3 separate regions of the Homo sapiens genome follow, and all the other regions are linked to region 3. Evidence: chromatin contacts called from ENCODE Hi-C or POLR2A ChIA-PET data. All regions are on one chromosome and are shown on one strand. The core of a region is the stretch at or near the end of the contact, and the rest is flanking DNA. Distances in the headings are between cores, read along the strand shown.

Region 1 (4,476 bases), core at 1,633-4,132, 950 kb after region 3:
CAGAGGAAGCAATGCAAAATGACACAAAGGACCTTGTCAGAAATAACCCATTAGCAGAAGGGGAAGCTGGGACTGTCTGCACCTGGACCAGCATTTACAGCTTGCGGGGTGAAAAGCCAAGAAGAAGCCAGGTTCCTGGGGGTCTCCCCCGATCAGCCTGGACTTGCCCTTGTCTCTTACCTCTTCTCTGCTAACATCCATGTTCCACACTGCAATTCCGCCGTCCGAGGAACAGGAGACGAGCTGCCTGGTGAGCTGAAGGTAGCACAGCGACTGCACCTTGTCACTGCAAACAGCACACACAACAGTCACTTGTCTCCATGCGGAAAAACACAGGAACTGTCTTCATTTAGGCTCAAATTGCTCTCCTCATTAAAATCAGCAAGTGGTATTTTACCACTGACTATTTAGCATGGTAAAATGAATTCTAGTATAAACTTTACTTGGCATTTTATAACTCATAATACAGAATGATACTTTCTATAAAATATATGACTACTTTCAAATCGGTCATTAAGAATTGTAGGCCAGAGATTTGATGAGGGCTATGGTTTTTGGGACCAATCAACATGATTTCCCTTTCAGATGCATAAGATTTACCTACTTGTTCAGAAACAAGAACGAAGGAGGTATAACTCCCCTACTGACCACAATTCATATGAACAAGGAGTCAAACACCACAAAGATCACTAGTGTGCACACACAAACACACACAGACACACACAGATGGGGTAAAGACCTCTGTCCCTCCTGCATGCCTGTCATACTACCCCTTAGGATGCCCAAGGAAACAAGCTCTTGGCCTGTTATACTTGTGTATAATATGTTTCCTCAGCTAATTTTCAGCTTGACTGTGATTATAGTAACAGCTGCAGCCTAGCCAAAAAGGAAAGAAAAGAAAGCAAGGTGAAGATGTATTTCTTTTTCTTTCAGGGCTACAGGGCAAGATCCTAAATATACAATGGTATCACTCAGGTGAATTCCACTGTCAAACTAGACAACATTTCTTAATTTAATATCTTTTAGAATAAAAAAACAAAGAACAAAAAACAAGTTAGGCTCCCAGCTCAACAACAGCTTAGTATCATGTTACATGCAACCTTCCATGGTCAAAGTCCTCACCTGCATCTCTATCCTATGCCTGCCTTAATCAGATATTTCAACAGGGTGACTCCTTGAGAGAAAAAGTGGCAAGTGCTCTTTGGACTAAGGAGGAAGAAAGCCCTGCATTTGTTTTTTTGTTTGTTTGTTTGTTTTGTTTAGTTTTTTGCTACTAAACATCAGACACTCGGGGCTGACAGAAAGCAGTTAAAAGTGAACTGAGCCCTATCAATGATAATTGCCATCTTAGAACGTGGGGTTTGCAGAAAGTGGTATCAGACTATTAATGCCTTTCACTAGCTCCCCACTAACTCGGATTCTTTCCCCACCCCCACAAGTGGTCACGCACTGATGGCCCTGAAGTAACAGCGTCCGGCCTTTCCTTCCTCCGATGTCCCACATGATGATGCTGTTGTCAGATGCTCCTGAGAAGAGTAACCGCTGAATAGGGTCCCACCAGAGGCAGGCGACACTACCTAGGGATTTGTGAGAGAGAGAGAGAGAGGGAGGCAGGGGAGAAGTAAAATATAACTCTACATCAGGACGTATACATTTGACAGCTGAAGACCAAACTAGGAGCAGCTGAGTCTTTAAGCAAAAAGGTATCTTCATGGTGTACAACGGGTCATTCAACCATGCTATCATGAGTCATACAGAAGACACAGCACCATTATCCACAGTCATAAGATTACAATTTTCAATTATGCATCAAACTACTTTGGGCCGGGCATGGTGACTCACACTTGTAATCCCAGCACTTTGGGAGGCCAAGGAGGGCGAATCACTTGAAGCCAGGAGTTCAAGACTAGGCCTGGCCAACATGGTGAAACCCTATCTCTCCAAAAAAACAAATTAGCCAGGCATGGTGGCAGGCGCCTGTAATCCCAGCTACTCGGGAGGCTAAGGTGGGAGAATTGCTTGAACCCAGGAGGTGGAAGTTGCAGTGAGCCAAGATAGCACCACTGCGCTCCAGCCTGGGTGACAGAGTGAGACTCTGTCTCAAAAAAAAAAAAAAAAAAAAAAAAAAAACTGCTTGTAATACAAAGATTTTTAAAGAAGTTTTTCGTTCTTCTGTGACAAAAATTACAAAGTAGCTTACATACAAAATGTTCAGAATGAAGAAAAAAATTGCTACTAATATTTAGTGACAAAAACCAGTAAAGTTTACTGTGTCCAACCTACACAAGATAAAAAATCTAGATTATTCTGGGTCTCTGGGACATGGCAGGTGTTTTACCCCAAGATGTCTATGTTTAAGCAAATTACATTAAGTACCACAGAAAAAAGTCTGTTGTACACTACATAATTATGCCAAGTAATTTATGTGAAAAATCTGAACTTCACATTTCATACTTTATATTGGCTAACTTATCAAATTTGAAACCCTTGGGGAAATCTTTCTTTCTACAGGTATATCTTTCAGTAGGTCCTTTCCTTGTTCATCGACTGCTGTTTGTCTAGAAGAAACATTAATCAACTTAGTAAAACTGAACCAGCCACACAAGCTAATAATAATTTTGGTAGGTATATAGAAAATTAATGATGCCATATTCAAAAGCAAACAGAAACTACTTTATCACATACACTTTCCAAAAACAGAACAAAAGTAGAAACAAATATTCTGCAAAGGCTTCAGGGGTTACTTTCACATGACTTTCGACCCTGTGTAATCTATGTGCCATCCATTTCAGTTAGAGGCTTAAGAGCAGATAAATACGGTCTTTCAGCATGAAAACCAGTACCCATTCTGGTAGTTACTAGAACCCATTCTGCCTTTAGCAACCCTGAAAAAACTGGCGAGCCTGGGGGTCATGAGAGAATTAGTCATAAACAGAAAGTGGTTTCTTCACGGGCCTCTGCTTTCCTGCCCAAAGCTATTTTAACTTGCTGTTCTCTTTTCTTCTTTTCCCCTACAGGGTCCTTGATTTGATATACTCCATTTCACCTAAATAGATTACATAGAAAGCATAGTGTACATTTATTATAACTTGTTACAACTGAAACGCTTACTATGGTCATAAATAAGTCCATCATTGATTCTTTCAGCAACTCCCCAGTTCTCCATAAACCAGATGGCCTCAAAGCTTGTACTTTGTGACATATATCAGAATGTGATCTTGTGATCTGTATGAAAACTGCAATCCATTACAGCTTAGCATCTGACATAGTTTAGACATGTGTCCCCTCTAAATTTCGCATATATATATATATATATATATATATATATATATATATATTTTTTAAGACGGAGTCTCTCTCTGTCACCCAGGTTGGAGTGCAATGGCATGATCTTGGCTCACTGCAACCTCTGCCTCCCGGGTTCAAGAGATTCTCCTGCCTCAGCCTCCCTGAGTAGCTGGGACTACAGGCACCTGCCAACGTCCAGCTAATGTTTTTTGTATTTTTAGTAGAGATGGGGTTTCGCCATGTTGCCAGGCTGGTCTCAAACTCCTGACCTCAAGTGATCTGCCCAACTCAGCCTCCCAAAGTGCTGGGATTACAGGTGTAAGCCAACGGGCCCAGCCTCTAAATTTCATGTTAAACTGTAATCCCCAATGTTGCAGGTGGGGCTTGGTAGTTGGCTCATGGGGGTGGATTTCTCACGAATGGTTTAGTGCCATCCCCTTGGTGCTCTCCTTGAGTCAGTAAATGAGCTCCCTTGAGATATGGTTGTTTAAAAGTGTGTGGCACCCCCACACCCCCACTCCTGCTTTTGTCATGTGATGTGCCTGTTCACACCTCACCTTCTGCTATGACTGTAAGCTTCCTAAGGCCCTCACCAGAAGCATGCCGGCACCATGCTTCCTGTACAGCCTGTAGATCCACGAACCAATTAAACCTCTTTTCTTTATAAATTACCCAGTCTTAGATATTTCTTTACTGCAATGCAAGAATGGCCCAATACAGCATCTAATGAAACCTCTTTATTACACATGTGTATGTGGCGAGTCACTCAATACAATCAATGGACTTTAAAAACCCCTCCACAGAGCTTCACCAACCCACTGCACTACAGAAATGAAATTCCACCCAGTAATTCTTTTCCCTCAGTCCCTACACAGGGTATGTTTCCCAAGCAGAGGCTGAACCAGCCCACACATTTCTTCTAATTGTATTTATCAGGTCTTGCTCAGGGGCTTAGAAACTGACAAATTTTTTTAAAGTAATAACAACAATTCTTCCAAAAGGTTTTTACCAGTTAGAAGTAATTTTAAAGGTCTTCCCAGCACAATAACTTATTTTATTTTTATTTCTATTTTTTTGAGACAGAGTCTCACTCTGTCACCCAGGCAGGAGTGTAGTGCTGTAATCTCGGCTCACTGCAACCTCTGCCCCCCAGGTTCAAGTGATTCTCCTGCCTCAGCCTTCCGAGTA
Region 2 (4,434 bases), core at 412-2,911, 890 kb after region 3:
GCATCTGTCACCTTGTTCCTTGGGAAACTTGAGCAAGCCAAGAAACCTGCTCCATTATTTACAGCATTGTTTTTGCATCACGCTGTATTTACAAGGAACCCTCAACAGACAAAAATGATGCCGCTAGTGTGTGCAGCCAAACCTTTAACAGAAACCAGCAACTGCGGTCTTGCTGGCCAGGTGCTCAGCACTCCCCGGCTCTCTTTGTTGATCAACTTTCTTAGCCCACGTGGCCCACCCACTCCTGCCTCCGGTGGGCCCACAGGGTGCAGGTCACTTCCCTTCTGCGGATTTGGGAAGTGGTAACACACTTGGGGAAGTGGGACTAGTGACGTTCAGACCACCACACTCTTAAAAGGCTGCCCCTAAACAGCAGGCAAGAGCAAGAGGAGCCTGAGCTATCGCTTCCACCCAAGTGCAGGTCACCAGATCTCTCATCAGCAGGGCTGCGGCCGGCCTCAGCTTCCAACCTGACCCCCTATCCCCTGCCCTTACACACCCCAGTCCATTCTCCAACCACAGCCAAACTGCACACCATGCCGGGTGCAGTGGCTCACCCCTGTAATCCCTACACTTTGGGAGGCCGAGGCAGGCGGATCACCTGAGGTCAGGAGTTCGAGACCAGCCTGGCCAACATGGTGAAACCCCGTCTCTACTAAAAATACAAAAATTAGCTGGGTGTGGTGGCACACGCCTGTAATCCCCGTTACTCGGGAGGCTGAGGCAGGAGAATCGCTTGAACCCGGGAGGCAGAGCCGAGACCACACCACTGCACTTCAGCCTGGGCGACAGAGCGAGATCAGTCTCAAAAAAACAAAAGTGCACAACGGGTAAGGTCAGTTTTCTTGCTAAAACGTCCCCGAGGTTTCCCCTACTCAGTTGGAACCAAAACCAAACTCCTTATTTTGGCCTATAAAAACCCGCCTCACCTGGCAGAAGCCCACCTCTCCTGCCACAAACAAGGCCTTCTCCCCTCCGCTTTGCTCTCTCTAATCCACCTGTAGCGCCCCTCCAGGACCTCCAGCAGCTAGAATGTCATGTCCTTGAAGAGGCTTTGCCAAATCAAAAGTTGCCACTCCACCCGGTTGTATTTGAGACTTTACAGCGCTTCTTACTTTAGAAGTTCTCTTCATTTTACTTGTATATTGGACGTGTCCCTCCCTCCGCATCCCCCTCCTGGAAGGTAAGCTTCCTGGAGAACAGGGGCTCCTCCTGGTCCCCCGCGACATCCCCAGCGCCCAGCACCGAGCCCGGCACAGACTAAGCACTCGGCTAAGGCGGATCGAATGAATGAATGGAGCCGCGGCGCCGCGGCGCCGCGTTGCCGCAGGAATCCCGGGCAAGCGATCCTGGCGCGTCCGCACCGTCTGGGGCAGCGGGGCCACAGGGACGCACGGTTCGGGTGGCCAGGCGGGACTCGGCCCGCACCCCCACCCGGCCGCGCGCCCGGCCCGGACGCCCCAGGTGCCTCCCCGGAGCGCGAGCGCCCCCACCGCCTACCCGGGCCGGCGGTTCCCCCGCACTCACCATCGTGGCTGGGCCGCCGCCTCCCCCGCCTTGCGAGCAAGGAGCGCTGGAGAAGCGAGGGCGAGAGGCGAGCGCTGGAGCCGGTGCGGCTGACAGGTGAGGCGCCCGGCTTAGACCATGGCTGCTTCCCACAATGCCCTGGCACTGAAAGTGTGCAGACTCCTCCCAGCGCGGCTGCCTCCTCCCTGCACGCTCCTCCCCGCTGCCTCCTCCCCGCGCCCTCCTCCCCGCTCCCCCCGCTCCTCGCCCTCCTGCTCTCCTTCTTTCTTCCTTTCCCCTTTCTCCTCCCTTCTCCTCCTCCTCCTCCTCTTCCCTCCTTTCTGCCTCTCCTCTGTACCCCCTCCCCGCCCCCGCCTCGGCTGCAGCTGTTCCCGCCCCGAGCCGGCCGCACCTGGAGCGAATGCACCTGCGCGCGCGGGCGTCTGTACCCCGACAGCCCGCAGCTCGGCGCGGGTGGTCAGGCGAGAGCGCGTGGCCCGCTAGGAACTCCCTGCGCGGGGAACTCCCTGCGCGGAGAACACCGGGGACTTTTCGCGATTCTGCCGCGCGAGTGTGTCCTGTATTCCTTCCGCAAACGTTTATCAAACCTGGCAAAGATACTTCCGATACACTCGCAGAAAGTGCCGGGGGCTGCCTTATCCTAAGCCTCCTAGGGAGGGAGCAGTTGGAAGAGAAAGAACTAGAAGCGTTTTCTTATCCCCTTCTGCCCCCATTTCACTTTTTAAAAAGTAAGCTCTGCAGTCTAAGGGCAAAGATCATTTTAAGCAGGCCCCCATTTATTTATTTATTTATTTATTTATTTATTTATTTATTTATTTATTTAGAGACGGAGTGTCGCTCTGTCGCCCCGTCTGGAGTGCAGTGGGGCGATCTCGGCTCCCTGCAACCTCCGCCTCCTGCGTTCAGGGTGATCCACCCGCCTCGGCCTCCCAAAGTGCTGGGATTACAGGCATGAGCCACTGCGCCCGGCAGCACGACCCCCTTTTAAGAAGTCTCTCCTAAGAAGTTGTGGTGTAGAAAGTTCGTTCTCCAATCTCTCCTCCCCTTGACTTTTCTTAAATCTAGGGCGTTGAGAGTCTCTAAACCCCCAAGCTGTAAACAGAGTTTTTTCTTTTTTCTTTTAATTATATTTACCAGATAGACTAGATGTAAGCAGAGTTTTTAATGCATATTCATGTTTTTGAGAAAGGGAGTCCACTGGTTTTATCAAATAGCTAAAGAGATCCTAGACCCTGCAAAAGTTAAGAATCATTTCCTGGGCCAGGCGTGATGGTTCATGCCTGTAATCCCAACACTTTGGGAGGCCCAGGTGGGCGGATCGCTTGAGACCAGAAGTTCGAGACAAGCCTGGCCAACATGGTGAAACGCCGTCTCTACTAAAAATACAAAATTTAGCTGGGCGTGGTGGCACACGCCTGTAGTCCCAGCTACTAGGGAGGCTGAGGCAGGAGAGAATCGCTTGAACCCGGGAGACAAAGGTTGCAGTGAGCTGAGATCATCCAGCCTAGGTAACAGAGTGAGACTCAGTCTGAAAAAAAAAATGTCATTTCCTGGGTGGTCCCTGGAACCCCAAATCAGTGAAAGTCCTTCCCAGGATGTGTTGTGTACCTTCCTAGGGATGTAGGCCCACCCAGGTGACTGAAAATATGGGAAACTCCATCCACCCCTGCATTCACACTGCAAATATTCATCACTCTAGGCCAGGCCCTACAACAGGAGCCTGGGGGACCCAGCTGGGAACAAACAGGTGGTCTGTCTCCTGGAGCTTACGTCTCTTGTGGGACAACACATAATAAACAAGTAAATAAAATATAAGAAATTAAGATGAGTGCTAAGAAGGAGATATTTGAGTTCCTCGGATGGGCACAGGGAAGCTACATTGATTTAGCTGAGTGGTCAGGTAAGTGCCCCCTGGGGAGGTGACAGAAGACTTGGATGTGAGAAGCCAGCGCTCTGAAGAAGAAGAAAAAAAAGTCCTTCTGGAAACACTTCAAAAAAGGCCTCTATGTGAGTTAAGTGCCAGGAGGCCTAGAGGTGGGCAGGGGCCAGAGGCAATGAGTGTTCTCTACATTAGGGCATCACTGCAAGCCCCCAGGAGAGCCACAGCCTCCAGCCTCAAAGCTCTCAAACCTGGACTTGTGGCATTCTGCCGGGGGCATTGGAAGAGGACTATTTGACAACAGTTAAACCCCAGGCGATGGGATGATTTTGCTTCCTGAAAGAAAAGTGAATCTAGGACAGCTACTTTTTAACTCCTATGTTCTTCCCCCAGGGTCTGTTCCTTCCCTTTCTCAGTACATCATGCTTTATCTAACTAGATAGAATCTAATCTTTGTGCTTCTCCTCCTTTCTAGGTAACTTCAGGGCAGGGCCCAGCTCTGTGCCACCATCCAGAGCCTTGTGCTGTAAGGGTTTCTTTGCTAGTGGGAAAGAAATGGAATTACTAAAGGTGAATTACAAAGCTAAAGAAATCTCAGGCCAGGCGCCGTGGCTCATGCCTGTAACCCCAGGACTTTGGGAGACTGAGGCGGGGGGATCACCTGATGTCAGGCGTTCAAGACCAACCTGGCCAAAATGGTGAAACCCCTAATACAAAAATTAGCTGGGTGTGGTGGCGGGTGCCTATAATCCCAGCTACTCAGGAGGCTGAGGCAGGAGAATTGTTTGAACCCTGGAGGCGGAGTTTGCAGTGAGCCGAGATCCCCACTGTACTCCAGCCTGGACGACACTACGAGATTCTCGCAGAAGAAAAAAGGAAAAAAAAAAAAAAAAGCTAAAGAAATCATCTCAGTGCTCTTGCCATGACAGTTAAGTCAAATATTAAAGCAGGAAAGGCCAGGAGCGATGGCTCATGCCTGTAATCCCAGCACTTTGGGAGGCTGAGGCAGGTGGATCACCTGAGGTCAG
Region 3 (4,447 bases), core at 346-2,845:
AGAAAAAATGAAGTTTGGTTGGTGATGCATGAAACAAAATAGCAAGAGAGGGTTATAGTTTAATAGTAAGGGAGATAACACAGCATGTGTAGCACCAGTTGATAATTGGTCTCTAGTAGCTTACTGTCAAAATGTTCAATGAAGTCTTCTGTTCATCTGTTGAAACTAGGAAAATACCCAAACTTAAATGGAAGAATTCTGAAAGAGAGGATAGAATTTAAAGAACAAGAGTATATAAAGTTATTCTTTGAATATTTCGTTGACTATATGTACATTGAGTTATCTATATTTGTAAACAAATTAGTCATGGAAAATTATTCTATCTCAAAGTCTCCTTTTAGTCTAGATAATCATTATTTCATTTTAAAATTAGTGTTTTTCCTAGTTTGCACTGATGCGTGTATGGATGTGTGTGAGTCAGTGGTAGCTTATTTAAAAAGCACCTTATCCTTTCTCCCATAACCTTTGTACACTAAAAAATGAAAGAATTTAGAATGTATTTGATGATAGCATTCTCACTAAGACACATGAGAATTTAACTTTATAACCGCGTGAGTTAAGATTTAATTCATAGGTTTTGATGTCATTGTTGAAGTTATTTGTAATTCAGAAACCTTGCTTGTGTGATACATAGTCTCTTCATTTATTACTGCTTGTCTGTTGTTATATCTGGATTATCAAAAGCAATAGTGCACCAATTAAGATGTGCTCAAATCAGGACTTAAATCATAGGCACCACATTTTTCATGTCAGACTAGTTACTTTGTTGATTCTCAGTTACTGTAGGCATCAAAAGGCAAAAATCAAAAAAAAAAAAAACAAAAACAAAAAAAAAGATGAACCTAGGTCTGTGTAAAGTAAGGGGAGTGTTAGGAGCAGCCAGGACTGTGTAGTGTGTGTTTGGTTGCATCACAAACATCGTATGTGGAGACATTGCAATACAGTGTTTTTTGTTTTCAACTTTTCTTGTATTGTATATTTGTATTATGTTTTGAATGCTTTTCTCTTTTCATAATTAAATATTAATGTTTGGGATAACTGCCAAGAAGAAGTAAAAATATTGAATGGAACTTCTATATGAGGATGCTGTGATCTAAAAATTAAATCTCAGTGGGCGGAGAGAATTTGTTTCTGATGCCTTGTCTTTAGAATAATTGTTTGCTTTCAGATGATTAAAAAAAGGAGATTGTATCTAGGAAAAAAGTGTGAATGCTTCAAAGGAGAGATACTGATAATTGTGACTTGAAATAGTGTCAGATGAATTATGTAGCTGATCACTGATGGAACCATCTAATGAGGCAGGCTTAAACTCTATTTAGTTTCGTTTGTTTTCTCATATGAAGTTTATAATTCCTTTCAGTCCTAAAATGTCAGATGCCAGGTGTCAAATGCCACAGTAGAAAGTGAAATTAAGTAGAGTCCCCTTTTAAACAAATTTGTCTGTAAGCAAAACTATCTTTAGTGACTTAAAAAATAATATCCTCTAAAATTACCCTTTCAAGAGGAAAAAACTGTTCAATGAAAAAACCACTCAATTATGACTCATATAAGAAATACTGGTTTAACCAGGAGATATTTGGGGAGCAAAATTTTAAGGAATTTCAAATTGCTAAATCTAATACAAATATCTGACAATAAGATACAGATCTAAAAGAATGGTTCTTAAGAACTATTGTTTACTGGGAATAAACTAAGCTCTATGAAGAATTCGTAAGCATTACATGTTCCAGTAAGTTTAGCAACTTAGAGCCAAGACTGGTGGCCACCTCCATTTATTTCCCCACTGCTCCTCCACTGACATCCTTCTTAGCAGAAACTTCATGAAAAAGTTTTTGCTGACACAGAACAAACCTGAAAGTAGTATCTACTTTCTAAATACTACTTTGCTTTTCAGTAGTGGATTTGATATTTATAATGTTCTCTAAAGCTTGCAACTTTTTCAGCAACGTTTAAAAATAGATTAACCTGGAATAACTTACTTGTTTGCTGCTAAAATACTCAAGATTTTGCCATTTTTAAACAACCAGTCCCTGTGATACAACTTTGAAAAAACTTTTAAAAATCTCTGATGTGTGGGCTCTTTTTTTCCCATAAGAATTATGTACATCTGTGATGTTTTACAGGGGGATCCGCTTTTAAACAGTGTACATATTGGACCACACTGAAATGTCATATATCCTTTCTCTACTTAAAATTGGTTATTTACTGTGAGTTCATTTCCGATGTGTTCTTGGTTGTTGCTGTTTTCTGCCTGAAGACGTGTATCATAAAGAGCTACATGGTATGGACTATTTATTTGTAATTTGACATAAAGTTTGAAGAATAAAGATCTATAAAAGTTGAAGTTTCTGATATTAAAGCTCTTAATATATTGGCTTTTTTTTTTTTTTTTTTTGGTTTTGGTTTTTAAGAAAAGCTGTTCCTGTAAAAGTGAAACTTTCATTGACATTCCTGAAATACTTGAAGAAGGAGTTTGGGGAATTTTCCATCCTGACCTAACAACCTAACCAAAGGAAAACTTTTTATTCTAGAAATTCTGTTAATAATCTATTTCCTAGCCTTTTTATATTCTAACTTTCCCCTAACCCTTCCCGAATTCCTCCTTTCCATTCCTCCTTTTTGGTTCTGACTGCCCAGAAGATATACTGTCAGCATTTTAAATTCCAAAATATTCATACAGCATAAAATCTTGAATAGAGGTGGTAAATTGAAATTTGGCATCAAAATTAATGGGGTAGAATCTACAATGTGGCAGAAATATCTAAACTTTGTGCCAACATTTAATCCAATAATTGTGGGAGGAAGAGTTGTATCATGCTGTGTTTCAGAAACTAACCTCCCTCACCCACCCCATCTTTGACTGCCAGTCAATATTTGTGGGTATATGTAACTTTATCATAGCATACTTTTGTCTCTGTGTGTAATCCTGTAACAAAACCAGTTAAAGCTTTCTTTACATAAACATTTGGCATCTTTGTGTGTTTTGCATTAACTTAGACAGTTGTGCCTAATTTCTCCTCATTAACTTTGCTCAGGTTATTCTTTTAAACATTGGTAACAATATTTCTACCACACCAAATATGCAAATGATTTTAGGATGAGGCTGGTCTATAGTGTCATGGAATGGTTTTTATGGCATAACGTGAAACCGGTTATATGCAGATCTATAGTCTGATTTATGTAATAACATTATCTTCAATCTGATAAAATCTGCCTCTGATTTCCTCCTAATTAGTTGGTCCACATGCAAGCATATAGTCTGCAAGGGCCTGTCCATTTCAGAATCGCCTCTGTAAACCAGATGCCTTAACATGGTGCATGCATGGCCCCCAGAGGAGGTGTTCAGTAACTGGTTTTGAGTGAATTTGAAGTGTTAACGAAATTATTATAACAGTGCATACGTATCCTCTAATGTTACATGCCTATTTCTGGTTTGGATTTTCCAAAATGCTTTTCAGCAAACCCTTCCCCATTAGTGTCTTTATTTAGTGATTTTGAATTGTGTTCCCTTTGGTGGGATTCATTCAAAAGCAACTTCCTGCATTTGGTGATTTTTTTCTTAGATTCATTCTCATTTGTTTCTGAAGAAAGGTTGTTCTGTGTGGGTTTTTTGTTCTATAAAAAAGTGACTTTTCTGCGTGGATTACTTTTATAGAAACAAGGTTTGTCTCCCATATGAATGTTTTGATGCTGAAAGTTTTTCCATGTTAGTGCACTTACAGTTTTTCTCTCTGGAATGTACCCTCTCATGTTGAGAGAGCGAAGAGCTATAGCTACAGGTTTTCCCACACCGTCTGCCTTTGTAGGTTTCTTCCCAGTGTGAGTTCTTTCGTGTTTAATCCAGGCGAGCTACAAGGGAAAAATTCTCCACATTGACCACATTTGTGGAGTTTCTCCAGTATTAATTCTTTACTGGTTACTAAACGACGCTTTTTGCTTAAGATTTCCCCTCCTTCTTTATATTCGTAGGTTTTTGGTTTTTTAACTTACATGAACTCTCACATGTTGAACAAAGGAGGAGCAGTCTTTAGAGATTTTAGATACTTTATGTTCACAGGATTTCTCACCTGTATGATTTTTCTCATGTTGATTAAGGCAGTAGTTCTCAAACTTTCTGGTTTCAGGACCTCTTTATGTTCTGAAATAAATTATTGAGAACTCCAGAATGTTTGTTTATGTGGCTTATATCTATCAGTATTTCTTTGTAAAGGGTTTGTATTTTATCATGAAACATGTAGAAGTAAATCATTCACTTTGATTTTTCTTCATGACCATAATCATATTAAGAATACAAAAGGTATAAGAGAGTGGCACAGGATGAGGGTTTATTAGGAGGGCTGTATGTATGCCTTCCCCACCCCTGACTCCCAAGAAAAAAGATTATAGCTATCAGAAGAACATAGCTTTGCAAGATTTGTTCTGTGATAAAGGCAAAATTCCACATTTT

Evidence for each region. A loop is a pair of places that touch in the nucleus more often than their neighbours do. ChIA-PET counts read pairs that join two places held with the same protein, here RNA polymerase II (POLR2A). Pooled maps may share reads with other maps.
Region 1: a map with no recorded cell type shows a loop between it and region 3 (4-fold over the local background). The contact joins two enhancer-like sites. A Hi-C loop is called at or near these places in 2 of 37 single-sample maps with no recorded cell type and 1 of 50 pooled maps. POLR2A ChIA-PET finds 5 or more read pairs at or near these places in 1 of 52 experiments (T-cell).
Region 2: a loop to region 3 is called in a pooled map, with 2.3 times the contacts of the local background. The contact joins the promoter of AP1S3 here to the enhancer-like site in region 3. A Hi-C loop is called at or near these places in 1 of 50 pooled maps. POLR2A ChIA-PET finds 5 or more read pairs at or near these places in 3 of 52 experiments (AG04450, PC-9 and activated CD8-positive, alpha-beta memory T cell).

Annotation. Positions count from the first base shown.
Region 1 is chr2:223,894,054-223,898,529 of GRCh38, forward strand. WDFY1 (WD repeat and FYVE domain containing 1) reads right to left here. Exons shown (of 12, transcript NM_020830.5): 7 at 1,451-1,577; 8 at 181-286. Among named protein-coding and RNA genes, the nearest start is that of WDFY1, 49 kb to the right of the region's middle. RefSeq lists enhancers at 1,675-1,734, 1,745-1,894, 1,905-1,964, 2,706-2,765, 2,886-3,085. Within about 2 kb of position 2,883, at least 5 of the 41 ENCODE cell types and tissues checked have a DNase peak (open chromatin) inside an H3K27ac peak, as active enhancers do.
Region 2 is chr2:223,835,921-223,840,354 of GRCh38, forward strand. AP1S3 (adaptor related protein complex 1 subunit sigma 3) reads right to left here and starts at 1,662. Exons shown (of 5, transcript NM_001039569.2): 1 at 1,528-1,662. The coding sequence starts at 1,530. RefSeq lists enhancers at 1,069-1,158, 2,029-2,208 and silencers at 1,269-1,698, 1,729-1,858.
Region 3 is chr2:222,942,281-222,946,727 of GRCh38, forward strand. It overlaps ACSL3 (acyl-CoA synthetase long chain family member 3), which reads left to right. Exons shown (of 17, transcript NM_004457.5): 17 at 1-2,359. It also overlaps the pseudogene LOC100419511. Among named protein-coding and RNA genes, the nearest start is that of ACSL3-AS1, 25 kb to the left of the region's middle. RefSeq lists a silencer at 1,742-1,891. Within about 2 kb of position 1,596, at least 2 of the 41 ENCODE cell types and tissues checked have a DNase peak (open chromatin) inside an H3K27ac peak, as active enhancers do; they include PC-9, where a contact is called at or near this core.